Regions from separate parts of the Homo sapiens genome. Here region 1 is linked to region 2. The links are chromatin contacts, found by Hi-C or POLR2A ChIA-PET in ENCODE. All regions are on one chromosome and are shown on one strand. Each heading gives the region's core, a stretch centred on a gene start or an enhancer-like site at or near the end of the contact. The rest is flanking DNA. Distances are from core to core; before and after follow the strand shown. Region 1 holds the start of HCG21 (HLA complex group 21). Region 2 holds the start of DDR1 (discoidin domain receptor tyrosine kinase 1).

The links. Hi-C counts contacts between places; a loop is a spot of excess contacts on that map. ChIA-PET counts read pairs that join two places held with the same protein, here RNA polymerase II (POLR2A). Pooled maps may share reads with other maps.
Region 1: a loop to region 2 is called in a pooled map, with 4 times the contacts of the local background. The contact joins the promoter of HCG21 here to the promoter of DDR1 in region 2. A Hi-C loop is called at or near these places in 2 of 37 single-sample maps with no recorded cell type and 6 of 50 pooled maps. POLR2A ChIA-PET finds 5 or more read pairs at or near these places in 8 of 52 experiments (CD4-positive, alpha-beta T cell, CD4-positive, alpha-beta memory T cell, PC-9 and 5 more).

What each region holds. Positions count from the first base shown.
Region 1 is chr6:30,952,086-30,958,744 of GRCh38, forward strand. HCG21 (HLA complex group 21) reads right to left here and starts at 2,777. Exons shown (of 3, transcript NR_138040.1): 1 at 2,692-2,777; 2 at 277-446. MUCL3 (mucin like 3) reads left to right here. Exons shown (of 3, transcript NM_080870.4): 2 at 1-414; 3 at 886-2,136. The coding sequence ends at 1,032. RefSeq lists an enhancer at 3,627-4,307.
Region 2 is chr6:30,880,641-30,887,684 of GRCh38, forward strand. It overlaps DDR1 (discoidin domain receptor tyrosine kinase 1), which reads left to right and starts at 3,879. Exons shown (of 18, transcript NM_001297654.2): 1 at 3,879-4,070. RefSeq lists enhancers at 51-979, 3,414-4,187, 4,257-4,764, 5,780-6,286.

The DNA of each region.
Region 1 (6,659 bases), core at 1,527-4,026, 70 kb after region 2:
CCTACAGAAAACCTGGGGAACACCACACTGACCACTGAGACCATAAAAGCCCCAGTAAAGTCCACAGAAAACCCAGAAAAAACAGCAGCAGTCACAAAGACTATAAAACCTTCAGTCAAGGTCACAGGAGACAAATCTCTCACTACTACCTCTTCTCATCTAAATAAAACTGAAGTTACTCATCAGGTGCCCACTGGTTCTTTCACCCTCATTACATCTAGAACGAAGCTGAGTTCTATCACATCAGAAGCCACAGGAAACGAGAGCCATCCATACCTCAATAAAGATGGCTCACAGAAAGGTATCCACGCTGGACAGATGGGAGAGAATGATTCATTCCCTGCATGGGCCATAGTTATTGTGGTCCTGGTGGCTGTGATTCTCCTCCTGGTGTTCCTTGGCCTGATCTTCTTGGTAAGGGACAGATGTGCCCCACAGAAATCAACCTATGGGATAGGGAATTGAGGATACATTAGGGGTCAGAGTTACAGGGAATAATGAGTCTAGGAAAAGAGACATGGCAGAAGTGGGAGGAACAGTAATAGAGGGAGAGTTTTGGTGAAAACTAAGGAGAAAGACAATAAATACACAGGAGGTAAAAAGCTGGAATTGGGGACAAGGCTGTGGCTGAGAATGAAAGGGTGTGAAAGAGAAAGTGTGGGGGGTGGAGAGTCTGGGGTATGAGAATAGGAGGTGTAAAGACAAGGAGAATATGGTAGAGTGGGGAACTGGAGATGGAGCTGGGACTCATTGTATTGGACCTGGAGCTGGAATAAACATCAAGGTTTGGATGGAATCTTGAGAATAGAATCAAGACCTGAGGTGAGTGTTGTGGAAAACAAATCGCAGATGGTTCTCATTCCTCCTTTCTCATCCCAATCACAGGTCTCCTATATGATGCGGACACGCCGCACACTAACCCAGAACACCCAGTACAATGATGCAGAGGATGAGGGTGGCCCCAATTCCTACCCGGTCTACCTGATGGAGCAGCAGAATCTTGGCATGGGCCAGATCCCTTCCCCACGGTGATCTTGGAGTAGGCGCCCAGCCCTGGCTCTTCCATGCTCTGCCCCTTTCCTGGATGAGGAACCGGACTCACAATTTCTATTTCCGGGACTACAGGAAGGGCAGAGAATACTGACGGTTACCAGTATTAACCCTTCATCTGTTCTTGAAACTGGTTGGGGAATGAGGTGATAAGCAAGGAGGGTGTAAGTTTAGGGGACAAAGAAGAAAGAATGAATAATACGAGCAGACATTCTCTGTAGAAGGTAATGGTCTGAGAATGAAAAGGTGTTTGATGGACATGTTGTGGGGGCACCAATGCAGAACACTGCACTGAGTCCTAAAGGAAGGACAGGAGCCTTATAGGCAATGCCCCAGACTGACTTGTGAGTGGGGTTTATGGGGAAAGGGAGGGACTGAGGGCAGAGTCTCTGGGTTTCAGGACAGCATTATGTTATTTCCATTCACTATTACTTAAGAGTTTGTGTGTAAACAGGCTCATCTCTGAGTTCTCAGGACCCTTGCCCCCACCCCCATTTTTTTAATGAAAAAAAAAAACAAAAAAAACGGATCCAAGAAGAAAAGAGAATTTATTTCCTTCTCCACTCTCTCCATGCCCTGGAGAAAAAAAAGTCCAGAAGAAATCATAAATATCTCTCATCTACATGGTTGCTTCCTCTTCCTCCCAAATCCCTTAGTTTTCCTAAATGTCTACAGTGGACGCCCTGTTGGTTTGGCTTGCTGGGTTGTGGGTGGACACGCAAGGAGGGGATTTTTATTTGGCCAGCAGTCTCACCCACTGATCTCCACCCCAGACCTTCCCTGATTGGTGTCTCAGCATTTATTTTCCTGTCTCTTCCACCAAAAGCCAGCTGTAGCTTTATCTCGTAAAAGTTACCCATCTTCTCTACTGTCCCCATTCTCTCTCCTCCCACCTTCACCCCAGATTCAAGTTTTCCTCCTTGTAGGCATTTCATCTGTGTGTGTTTTCTGGATTTTCTCTCTCTCTTCTTATGGCCATTTCACCTTATTACTGATTGGGTAGAGGGGGAAAAGGAGAATGATGATGATAGTTTCCTTCTGTCTATTGACCTTTTTTATAATAAAGTATAACATGTTTATAAAGGGCATCATAGTTATTAGACTATCCATTGGGAGAAAGTTCTGACTGGCGTTCCTGGCTCTGGCTGAGACCTTACAGAAGTGGAGGAGACAGAGGAGCTGGAGGGCAGGACTGGCAATCTATGGAGGGTCAAGAAAGGGGAGGCTGAATTTCTATTGCTCCAAAAATGGCTCCTTTCTGGGTTTAGGTAAGAGCCAGCCTCAGTCCAGGCTGGGTTTATTTGCATGGTGACAAAATGAGTAGAAAAACCTGTCAATTAATAAGCAAGTATTTTAAAGCAACTATTATATACTCTGTTGAGGATATAAAGAAGTATAAGACATAGTTCTCACCTGAGACACAAAGACAGGAAAATTAAAATTAAATAATTCAACAAGAGTTGTCACAAGTTAGGTGCTATATAGAATAAAACAACACCCTAATTCATTAAGCCCAACTCCGTGAGCATCTACTATGCCCCCTATTTATGTTAGGACACCAGCCCTGCTCCAAAACCGTTGTGTGCCCATGTCAGTCCCAACAGAAACCTCCCATCACCCATGCAGCCTTGGCTCTCTTACCAGAGTATGGCATCATCACTAATTGAACAGGTGCCCCAGTTTGCTGCCAGGCTCCTAAACGTAACTCCATCCAGAATCAAACAGCAGGGCCACAGGTCACTCGCTATCTGCTCCTTTGGGCATCCCCATTTGCTGAAAGCTGGAAACCTATCATGGTCAGTAATCCCAACCCTGACACTGATGTCACTGAACTATCTGGCCCTGGCTGGGCTGGGAAGGCCCTTATTACTGAATCTCCCACCAGAGACCCGCTCTGCTAAAGGCAAGATTGAAGCTTGACTCTCAGAAAGCAGACATGCCAGATGCCAGAGGGACCCAGACTTAGGCCCCTGGAGAAAGGAGGCAGAGGGACACCTGGGTTCTGGAAGGGGCTGGAGAGCCCTCGAGAAAAGGAGGAAGATGCCTGGATTTTAGTTGTCTGGGTAGACGGTGACTCAGCCTGTGGCATCTGCCAGGACAGGAGTGTCTCTCTGCCCTGGGAGGGATGCAGAAACCCCTAAACTCAGCCTGGACCCCAATTCAAAAACAAAACGAAATAAAAACATCTCTGCCTCTAGAGTCCTAAACATCCAACCGGACAGACCCCTCCCCTATCAAGACACCAAAATGCAGCACTGGAGGTCAAAGGGTGTATAAGGGGGATGGGGAGGTTCTTCGCCCGGCAAAGGCGGACTGTGGGCCCTGGGGCGCGGCGGGTGTCTCCCTCCCACTTTCCTCTCTATTCCCCGCTAATTATCACTTTGAAATCTAGGCGGAAATCCTTTAACAAGCTCCGGGGCTGGGCCCTCATTAGGGATAATTACTTAATCAGTAGGACGGGAGGGAATGCGCTCCCCCAGCCCTCGGGGAGTACACCTCGGGGGGAGCGAGTGCCCCGAGGGCAGGAGGCTGCCGGGGCGCCGGAAGCTGCTGTCCCGGCGGAGTCGCAGCGGGGGCTCCGGTTCCCCGAGACTGCGGCCCTCCCTCGTTCCTCCAGGTTCCGCTTTGCGGGCGGCTTCTGATCTCTTGCGGACAGCTCAGATTAGTGGCTCGAGGCCGCCGCCCCCGCAGCGCCCCAGCCCTACTGCGCCGAATCCCCTCCTCCCAGCCCCCAGCCCCCAGGGAGGGGCCTGGACTGACGGGCCTGGGCGTAGCTCCTACCCCCGTGACATTGGCCATAAAACTGACACCCGTTTGTGCTGTGCTTTCACGTACATCGCACCTGTGATCCTCCGATCACCCTGCGAGTTACGAGGCCTGCTTTACAAGCCTTATAAGAAGTTACAGACCTTATAAGAGTTCTTATAAAGCTTGCTTTACAGATGAGAAAACCGAGGCTCAGAGAAGAGCCCTGTTCAAACCCACACGGCTCCTATGGAACAGAAGGCTTGCTTTATTTTCTCCAAGCCTCAATTTCACTTTGTTCCTCAGTGGAGCCAGGTTCTCTGACACCAAGGCAGCCCCACCTGGACGGGTGGGATGTTACAGGGACCACCTAAGGAACAGGGTGTAATTGAGATTTGCACGAGGGTGTCCAGCCCCTTCTTCCAGAGTCCAGGCCTCCCTTTCCAGCTCCTTGAACGTCCAGAGTCTTCTTCTGGCCTCACTGCCAGTATCCCAGGTCAGGGTTTTTTCTGCCAGCCTCTGTCCCCGGAGACACATTAACTGGCCTCATAGTCACAGGCTCTGCATCCTCCCCTCACAGTGCCCAGCTGTCCCTGGAGAGGTGCTGGCAAAGTAAGAAGATCCAATGATTTGGGACACAGTCACCTTCATTTTTCTCCCCTCTGCCTCCTACAAAGGCCTCTGTCCCAGAAATGAGACATCCCAGAGAAAACAGGTTTCTGCTGACCTCTGGCTGGGAGGGTGGGTCTCCTCTCCTCCCACAGATGTGATTCCCTTGTTCTCTCCCGCTCCCTCCTTCTTCCCTCATATTGTCATGGCCTTAAGATACCCCTCCCTGGAGAGGGAGCGTCCAGAAGTTACGGCCTCCCCTGCCTGGTGGCAACTATAAATGCCACAGCTATGGTCAAGTGAGAAAAGAAATTAAGCCAGACATATTGTGGGAGCAACCCTCAGAACCCAGGAATCCAGCATTCCCAGTCCCCACTCACCACTGTCTTGGAACCTACCCCAACTGATCTTACTCCTCCCAGAACCCTGCCCCTGGCAAGCTTTTAATTCTTCCTGCAACTTCATGTCCCATTGAGACACCAGGCATCAAGGCCCCCTCTGGAGCCCATCTGCCCTCTAGAACCCAGGCATTCTAGATAACAACTTCCCACATGGATTATTTCAAGATGAGGTGAGGGAAATTACCTCCCACCTCCTGCATCCAGGTGATGCTTCTCTTTGGAATCTTGAGACTGGTAAGTGAATTATCCATCAATCGGAGAAGACACTGAGGCCACAAAAAGTCTGAAGGAGACAAGGGTTCCTGTCCCAGGCATTCTGTTTGCTTTTCTTATTCTCATTCTTTTGCAAAAGCAAAAAGCAAGCAAAGATGATGAACTTCTTTTTTGCCCCTTTCTGCAAAAGCCAGTACTAACCTTAACCCCCACTAACCACGATTTTGACCCCCAACTTCACCTTGCAGCAAACCCACCTTCATCTTCCCCTTCCAATGCTCCGCTGTAAGCATGAACACAAATAATAGCTGTGTTGTATTTCCTTAGAATCCCGGGTTTAACGGCTGCTCAACAAATGCTTTGTATCTAACTTGAAAATTCTAGTTTCAATATCATCTTTAAATATTTATTAGAGCTAGGCTCCAAGTCTAAAGCCAAGTGAAATGAAAATATCACTTCCAGAAATACTGCCTAAATTAAAATCCTCAGTAGGGCTTTCATAATCCCCGGATAGAGACAGGGAGGGATCCTTCGGATCCCAGGGATACGGGAACTGTGGGTGATATTAGCCTGAAGAGAAGTACAATCCAAATTCCTGTCTTCCTAGCCATTTCACCTGACTTCTCTCCACCTGACTTCTCTCCTTGGTCCCTTCAATGTTTCAAGTTTCTCTGCCTAATGACTACAACCCAATGTCAGGCAGATTTATAAAGCCCCTTCGCTTCCACTGTAGGATGGAATGCCATAAAAAGGGAGCAAGGAGACAGTTGTGGAATTGGAATAAACAGAAACAGCCCTAGGCTGAATGAACAGGAGGCTGCTTTGTGGTGGCTTCTTTGATGTCTGTTTCCTGCATCCTCTCTCTGCTCTCTTATCCCAGGCACTCTCCTGGAGACCCTGCCTTGCACATCCTGTTCTTTTCCTCCTCCCTGCGTCTCTGTGAGCTTGTTCATTTTAAGAGGCCCAAATTATTACTGCAACAGGCAACTTCCAAACTCATATTAAGTCTACCTTGGCTCTGAAATCCAGTCCTTTATTTTCAATTTTTTTTCAATAATATCTTCACTTGGATGTCACATCATATCAAACGTGACATTCACGTGTTCATCTGGCAAACATTTTTTGAGCATCTACTCTGTGCTAGTTCTGAAGATAAATCAGTGAACAAAACAGCAACAGGCCCTGCCTTCAGGGAGCTCACAGTTCACTAGGAAAGGCAGAGATCACACAAAGAAGGCATATAATAAAAGAGAGGCACAAGTGTGCAAAATACTGTCAGGACCCACCTCGTCTTCCCACCATCAAGTCTAAAAAGCCGCCTTCATCAGCATCCATTCTCCCCTGCTAACATTGGAGTGTTCGTGCATCTTGGCTCTGGCTCCCCCATCCCACACCTCCTGCCTTCTTCATGGGCTTCTTCCCCTTCCAGTTTTTCCTTCTCCTTCTACAGGGTCCTTCCCAACACCAGCCAAATAAGCCCTAAGCAGTGTGCACAGGAAGCACCCAGAGGAGAGTATTTTTAAAAAGTAGATTTCTAAAGACCCGGCACGGTGGCTCATGCGTATAATCCCAGCACTTTGGGAGGCTGAGGTGGGCGGATCACGCCAGGAGTTTGAGACCAGCCTGGACAACATAGCGAAA
Region 2 (7,044 bases), core at 2,629-5,128:
GAAGGAGTCTCTAAAGGACCTCTGCCAGTCAATTCTAATCTCTCTTCTCCCCTGCAAATCAGCCCCTGCTTCTGCCTCTTTCTCCGCCTCTCCTAGATTCTCCCCCTCTGGAGGGCCTGAGCTCCCGGCCACCACCCCCAATGCCGCTTTCTGTTTCCTCTGCCTCCCTTCATCTCCTTTTGTCTGGGGTTTCTTTGTCTGGGGTCTCCCTTTGGTTCTGTTTCACAGTTCTCAGCCTCCCCTCCCTTTCTCCACAGCCAGGCTGCTCAGTCCCTCTCTGCGGGGGCCTAGAGGCTCGGTGAGGGGAGCGGGACTTGGTTGCCATGGTCACATTGAAGCCAGCCGCAGCTGGCCCGGGCAGCTGCTCCTCCTGGGCCCGGGGCCCCGGACGCTCGGACAAAGCCAGGCAGCGTTGGCAGCCCCAGACCCGACCCCAAAGGCCTGAGACTGGGGTGACTGGGACCTAAGAGAATCCTGAGCTGGAGGTGAGAGGGGGGAAGCCAGAGATGAACTGGGAGGGCAGGAGTGGGCACTGGAGCTGGGCCCTCCCCTTGTGGGCAGGGACCAGGCGGTCCCCGGCTGGAGGCTGGAGGTGTGTTGGGAGGAGGGGAGCGGCCCAGAGCCTGGCAGGGAGGAGGGGAAAGAGAGGGAATAGAGTTGGGTGCCATGGTGTGGTGAATGGGCTGAGGGACTAGGGTGTCCCCAAAGGGGGACCGTTGTCCAGAAACAGGTTAGATTCTCTCTTTGGTCCTCATGTCCCCATCTGTCCCGCAGGTGCCTCTTCCTTTCTCAGCCTTTTATACTTCTCATCTCCCCGTGTCCCTTAGCTTCACACTCTGCGCCCCAGTCTCCCTCCTCTTTCCCTCCACTCTCTGTTTCACTCCAGCCCCTTCTTCCCTTGTCCTTGCTTCTTGTCCCCTTGATCTGTCTGCCCAGCTCTCAAGCCTCCTCAGTTCCCTGCCTTCCTCTCTTAGGAGTTTGTTTCCAACACTGTTTCCTTCCCGAGTCCACTTCAGTTCCTTCATCCAGTTCAGCCCTTTTCTTCCCAAACTTCAGTCTCCTCCTCTGAGCCCCTGGGGCTTCCCACCTTTTGCTGTGTGTGCCCTGTCTTCATCCTCCTTTTCCTCTCTCAGACCTGTCTCCTTGGCCTTGACCTCAGTCCATCTCCGTCTCTCTGGGAATTCTCTCACCATTGTCCCCATCTGACCATCAGCCTCCTCTCCCTCTTCTGGTCCCTTGCCCTTTTCTTCCCCAACCACAGCTGAGCTGTTTCATCTCTCTCCCAGAGCTACGTCATCTCAATCTCCTCCTTCGCTCCCTGGCCTCAGTTTCCAGTTTATTCAGTGGCATCAGGTCTGACTCACACCCAAAGCCTTGTACACTCCTTCACCCTGCCCCCCACCCGTCGCTTCTTACTCTCCCCAGCTGCTGACCCAGCCTGCTCCTCCAGAGGCAGCTGCAGCTCCCGGAAGGGGACTGCAGCTAGTGTATGTGTGGGGGCCCATCTGGTCCGTCCTCTCGCTCGCTGGTCGTGCTGGGCTTCCCTCCTGTGGCCAGGTGGTCTGCAGGCCTGAAGCTGCCTTCTCCCCTCTCCTACGTGCCTCTCCTCACATTTTTTCAGCTGTTTCCCATCCTCTCCTTCCTGGGCAGCAGGCTGCCACTGGCTTGAAGGGGAGGGAAGCCCAGGATGGGAGGGGATGGTAGAGGGTCATTTGGGGGTTCTCAGGGACACAGGGGGCCTCTGGGGTTCGGAGTGATGCAGGAGATGTGGAATGGGCTCTGGGGACCACGGATGGGTAATCAGGCCCTCTTGGTCTTTGGTGCTGCTCTCTGGGCCCCAGGATGGCTGGGATTTCCCTCTCAGGCCCCTGGGAATCTCGGCTCCGAGTCCCGCATTCCAGCTGGCTCCAGCTCCCTTTCCGTTGTCACTTGACTCCACTGGGCCCCAGCCTTGCATCCCTCCCACTCCTCCAGCCTAGAGCTGGGGCGAGGTGGGCATCACCACTAGGAATTTCTCCTGAGGCAGTGAGAAGAGGGGACAAAGGTTTCAGGACTCTCTAGCTCCTTCTGCTCTCCCCAGTGGACCCCTCTGTCTGGCACTGCCATGCCACTTAGCTGGGGTCAGCGTGGGCCTGGGGTGTGGAATGTCCCACCAGGGTATGACGGGCTGTAGCTTGCCTGGCAGGCCTGTTGGGGCTTTCCCAGAGCACAGCTCCTGGAAGGAGGGGCTGTGGGCTGCCAGGTGAGGTGACTTGGGAAGCCTTGGCCCCACCCCCAGGCTGGCCCCACCCCCAGTCCAGCGTCTCCTGGGCCTAGATTCCCCAGCTGCTGTTCTCTGGAGGGGTAGGTGTTCTGGGGGAATGAATCCCTGGGGGCTTGGTGGGACAGGAAGGCGGGAAGAAGCTGCTCTTCGAGTGACCCTGGGGCTGTCTGTTAGCAGGTCCCTCAGCCGTTGGAACGTCCTTGGGCTTCTGAACTAGTGCCCATGTGTGCCTCGGCCTTTCCCAAGGGCCAGCTTCTTCCTGGTAGTGCTTTTGTGTACTTGTCTGGTTGGGACTTCGTGTTTCTTTCTTGGGATTGTTGTCTGGGACTGCAAGCAGGGTATGTTTTTATCTACTGTGAGGTTCCTGGGGCGGAGATGTGCAGTGGAGCGAGAACTTCCTGTGACCGTGACATTGTCTAGGTGGTGAGCAGGTGTGGGGGTGTGGAGAGAGGTGAGGGGCTGAGGTAGTGCTGAGTGGGGAAAAAGCACCTCCCACCACAAGCTGTTCTGTCCCGCTCCATCCTCTGCCCAGTAGCTCTCTCAGTTGCTTTGCCTACTCAGTCTCACTGTTTCATCTTCCCTGGGTCTCTTGGTCCCCTTCCTTTTGACTGTGTGTGATTTTCAGTGTGCCTCCATCCTTCTCCTGCTCCTCTTCTTCCTCCTCCCGACCACTCAACTTTGTCCTGGCCTCATTTTTGGCCTCTTCTGGCCAGTGATCAGACCCTCTGGCCCACTACGGCCAGAGCTGGCTGGGCCTGAGGGAGGCTTGCCCTGAGGACTCCTGAGTCCCCCTCCCACTCCACTCCGTTGGGAGCCCAGGGGAATCAGGGCCTGGGCGTCTGGACCCCCGGGTCCCTTAGAACGCCCTTCAGAGAGAGGAACTGAGAGGAGAAGGAGAAGAGAGTGGGCCCGCCTTCAGGGTCTGGGGCCTTCCAGGTTGGGTCGTAGGGGCGGGAGCGCACAGGCTGCGAGAGAGGAGCAAAGGTTGGTGGAGGGAGAAGAGCAGTCTGGGGCCTGGCTGGACAGGTGAGCCCTGAGACCTGAGCTCTGCTCCCTTCTCTGGGCTAACTCCCGCAGCTGGGCTGGGCCGAGCCTGTGGGAACCTGCTTCTTCCTCTGTGCCCTGGGGCTGCTCCCCTTTGCCTCTCCCACCAGGAACCGATCCCAGAAGTAGGAGGGGCGTCTTCCCCTCGTGGGCCCTGAGCGGGACTGCAGCCAGCCCCCTGGGGCGCCAGCTTTGGAGGTTCTCGTTTGGGGAAGCGGGGGTGGGCTGCGAGTGGGTGGAGGGGGCTGGGCGCGGAGCCGGCCGGAGGCAGCGGCGCGGGCGGCTGGGCGGCCTGGGAGCGCCCAGGCGGGCTTGGCGGGCGGGTTACCTGGGGGAGGCCGGGCCGGGCGCTAGCGCGCGGGGTGGGCGTGGCGGGCGCGGGGCCTGGAGCTCGGCGCCGGGCGTGGGAGCCACTGGGACTACTGGGTCCGGGAGGGGGAAGGGAGGGCTGCGAGCCCGAACGCGCGGCGAGAAGGCCGAGGGGAGGGAGGGGAGCGAGGAGCGGGAGGAGGAAGGGAGGGAGCCGAGGCGAGGGGGAGGCGGCGCCTGGGCCCGAGCCGCCCCAGCCCTGGCTCCTCTCCCCGGAACAGGCCCCCGACAGCTGCTCTCGGGAGCCGCCTCCCGACACCCGAGCCCCGCCGGCGCCTCCCGCTCCCGGCTCCCGGCTCCTGGCTCCCTCCGCCTCCCCCGCCCCTCGCCCCGCCGCCGAAGAGGCCCCGCTCCCGGGTCGGACGCCTGGGTCTGCCGGGAAGAGCGATGAGAGGTAGGGAGAGCGGCGGCGGAACCCGCGGGCGGAGGCCTGGGGCTCTTGGGGTGGGGGCGCGCGGCGGCGCCTGCAGGGCGAGGGGCGGGGGAGGCAGGACGTCCCGAGCCATGCTTGGTCGTCCAGCTCTTCTAAGCCTCCCTGCCCGCCTCCCCGATGCTCTGGCATACCGTCTGAAAACCGGGGGCGGGGACTGGGTGGAGGTGAAGCCCGTGACCTCCCAGAAAGAGTTTTGAGCCTCCAGCCTTGAGGCAAGTCCCCTCTCACTCAGTGCGGAGGAACTGAGCCCCGGGAGGAGGTGCTCCTGTGCAGCCCCACTGAGTCAGCTCATCTATCGCCTGCCCTCCACCTGGCCAGTCCCTGCGGGCATCTAACTGCTAAGCCTCCGCTCAGCCAACACCCAGTTGGTCAGTCTGGTCACAGTCCAGCAAAAAGAGGGACTGCCACTCTAACCCACCAGTGACACCACTCTTCCCGGCTGGATGGTCAATTAGCTCTGGCATGAGAGAATGTCACTGCCGGTGAGCGCCAGCTTCAGGGTCCCACCCCCCCATGCCTGGCTCTTGGCTGAACATTTCTTCCCAGCGCTTCCAGCAGCCAGAGGCAGGCGCCCAAGCTCGCTGGCTGTTGCTGAGGGCCTGTAGGTGTGTCCAGGACTGAGTGGTGTGGTGGAGACAGGTGAAAGGGGAGTGAGTGGAAAGGCAGGGAAAGGCTGTTGTCCTTATTGCCACTCTTCCCACCCAGCGCCCACCTGTTCCCTGCCCCCTCGACGTCCCTCTGGCTTGGTCACCCATGTGTGTTAGAGGCTGGGCCCCAGTTCTCTGGGGATCCTGTGCCCAAGGGCCCGGGTGTGTGTGTCTCATGCTGTCTTTTGGTCACAGGAGCATGTGGTGTCTGTCATTTCATGTTCACAGGTGTCTGAAGGTGGCTATTCACTGAGCGATGGGGTTGGACTTGAAGGAATGCCAAGGTGTGGACGGGTTGATGTATGCATGAGCTTCTGTGTTTGCTCTGTCTCAGAAACTCTGTGAGGGTTGTCAGGGACACTGAGAGGTGGGTGTGTGCATGCCACATTTAGCCTCGCTGTTTACAGCCAGTTCAGTAAGTTTGTGTGTTTCACCGTGTGTGTGTGTACAGAGCTGTGTGGGTGTTGTCTGAGTGGGACTTGGGGGTTGGGAGAGGAGCGTGAAGGGCTTGAGGCAGGGTGGCCTGGCCCCTGGTTTGTCTTTGGTTGTAATGGAGTGGAAGGGGGTGGGATTGGGGAAGGTCTTCTGGGCTTGTCCTCTCTTGCCCTCTGGGTCTCTGACTGTGGACTGAAGACCCAGTGGAGAGAGATGAGGTGACTGGGGGTGTTGGAGAACAGACAGCCCAGACGTCTCTGTGCTTCTCCGTGTTCCTCTGCTTGGCTCTGTGCCCCGTGTTTCTGAGCCTGCTCTATTTACCTCTTGCATTGTGGCTCTCGCTCTGTCTCCGCCTGCCTCGTATCCTCTGCCTGCCTTTGTATCTCTGCCCCGGGCTCCTCTCGGCTCTGTGTGGCTCTGATGACTCATCTGGGATAGGCATGAAGGTTACTTAGGGGAACAAGAGCCCCGCTGTTCCCGAGAGAGGTGGGGTTGGAGAGCGGCACCCAGGAATTCCAAGCCAGTCTCCTGGGACTCTGGCAGCCTGCTCCCCGGCGCTGGACCCTAAGGGACCAGGCGTGATGCCTTCTGGTTCTAGCCTCTGAGTGCCCCCCACAACTCAGTCGTCCCCCTCAGCTGCTGCTTCAGAGCTCTGGGGTCTCAGCTGCCTCTTACATTCCTGCCCTAGTGCATTGTGGGAGCAGCTGGAGGAGGACAAAGGGATGGGGGAGTATCCCCCACTCCTCCTACCTCCTGGGGTGACCTGCCTTCCTTGTCTTTAGACCCGCCCTCGTCTCCAAGGCAACTCAGCCTTTCCTCAGTCCCTCAGAGGCAGCCACCTTCTGGAAGTGGGAACTGGGGGGACTGGATGTCTGGGTCTCAGGAAGGCAGAGCAGGGATAACTGGGCCCAAGATGCCCTGAACCTGATAAGAGGTGGCAGTCGAGTCCCTCAGGACTCCAGGGCCTGGAGACTTCAGTACAGGGCTCTGAGACCAGTACAGGTTAGGATAGCTTTTCCTGCAGCAGGGGAGGGGAGAGTAGTTACTTGGGTTTGTAAGGAGATGCCATTTAGAATAGTTTTATGTGGGGTAAGCTTCCTGGGCCTGAGGAACAGAGTAGGGATTTTCAAACTTTAATGGGCACAGGTCACCTGGGAATTGTGTTAAAAGGCAGATTTTGATTGAGCAGGTCAAGGGTGAGCCTGAGATTCTGATTTCTTCCATGCTTCCAGGTATTGCTGATGGTCCAGGGACCACCCTGGGCCTAGAGGGCTATAGGGGACAGTAAGACTAGAAGGTGCTGGGGTCCCCTCTGCCCTTCTCTTAGAATTCTGGACTCCTATGTGGGAGGGCAGCAGGGTGAGCTGGTCCAGGCTTATCTGATGTTTAATTCTATCATATCCTCAACAAGGAATTGCCCAACCTTTCCTGGGACATATTTATTTTTTAAAAGTCAAAATGATTTTCATATTCTTTTACATATCTTATGATTTTACATAAATGCATTTATGTTACAAGATTTAGAAAAATAGTACAATCAACCTGTCTTTTTAAATTTGCTTTTCTTTTGCCCCGTTCATGTTAACTCTTGTTATATTGTATTCTATTGTTATATTCTATTATATATTCTCTCCTTCTAGACGTACACACAGGTATATATACAAACATGGGTGCTTGTTTATTCTATTTTCAAAAGGTGGGATATTTTTTATACTTCTGTTGCTTGCTTTTCATATTCAACAGATATACATGGAAATCACACAAAGTTAGGAATATATTGCCTCTTTGTTACTTTTCATAGCTGCATAGTAGTCAATAAACCTTATTTTTTTTAATTCCAGCCTGTCCCCTGT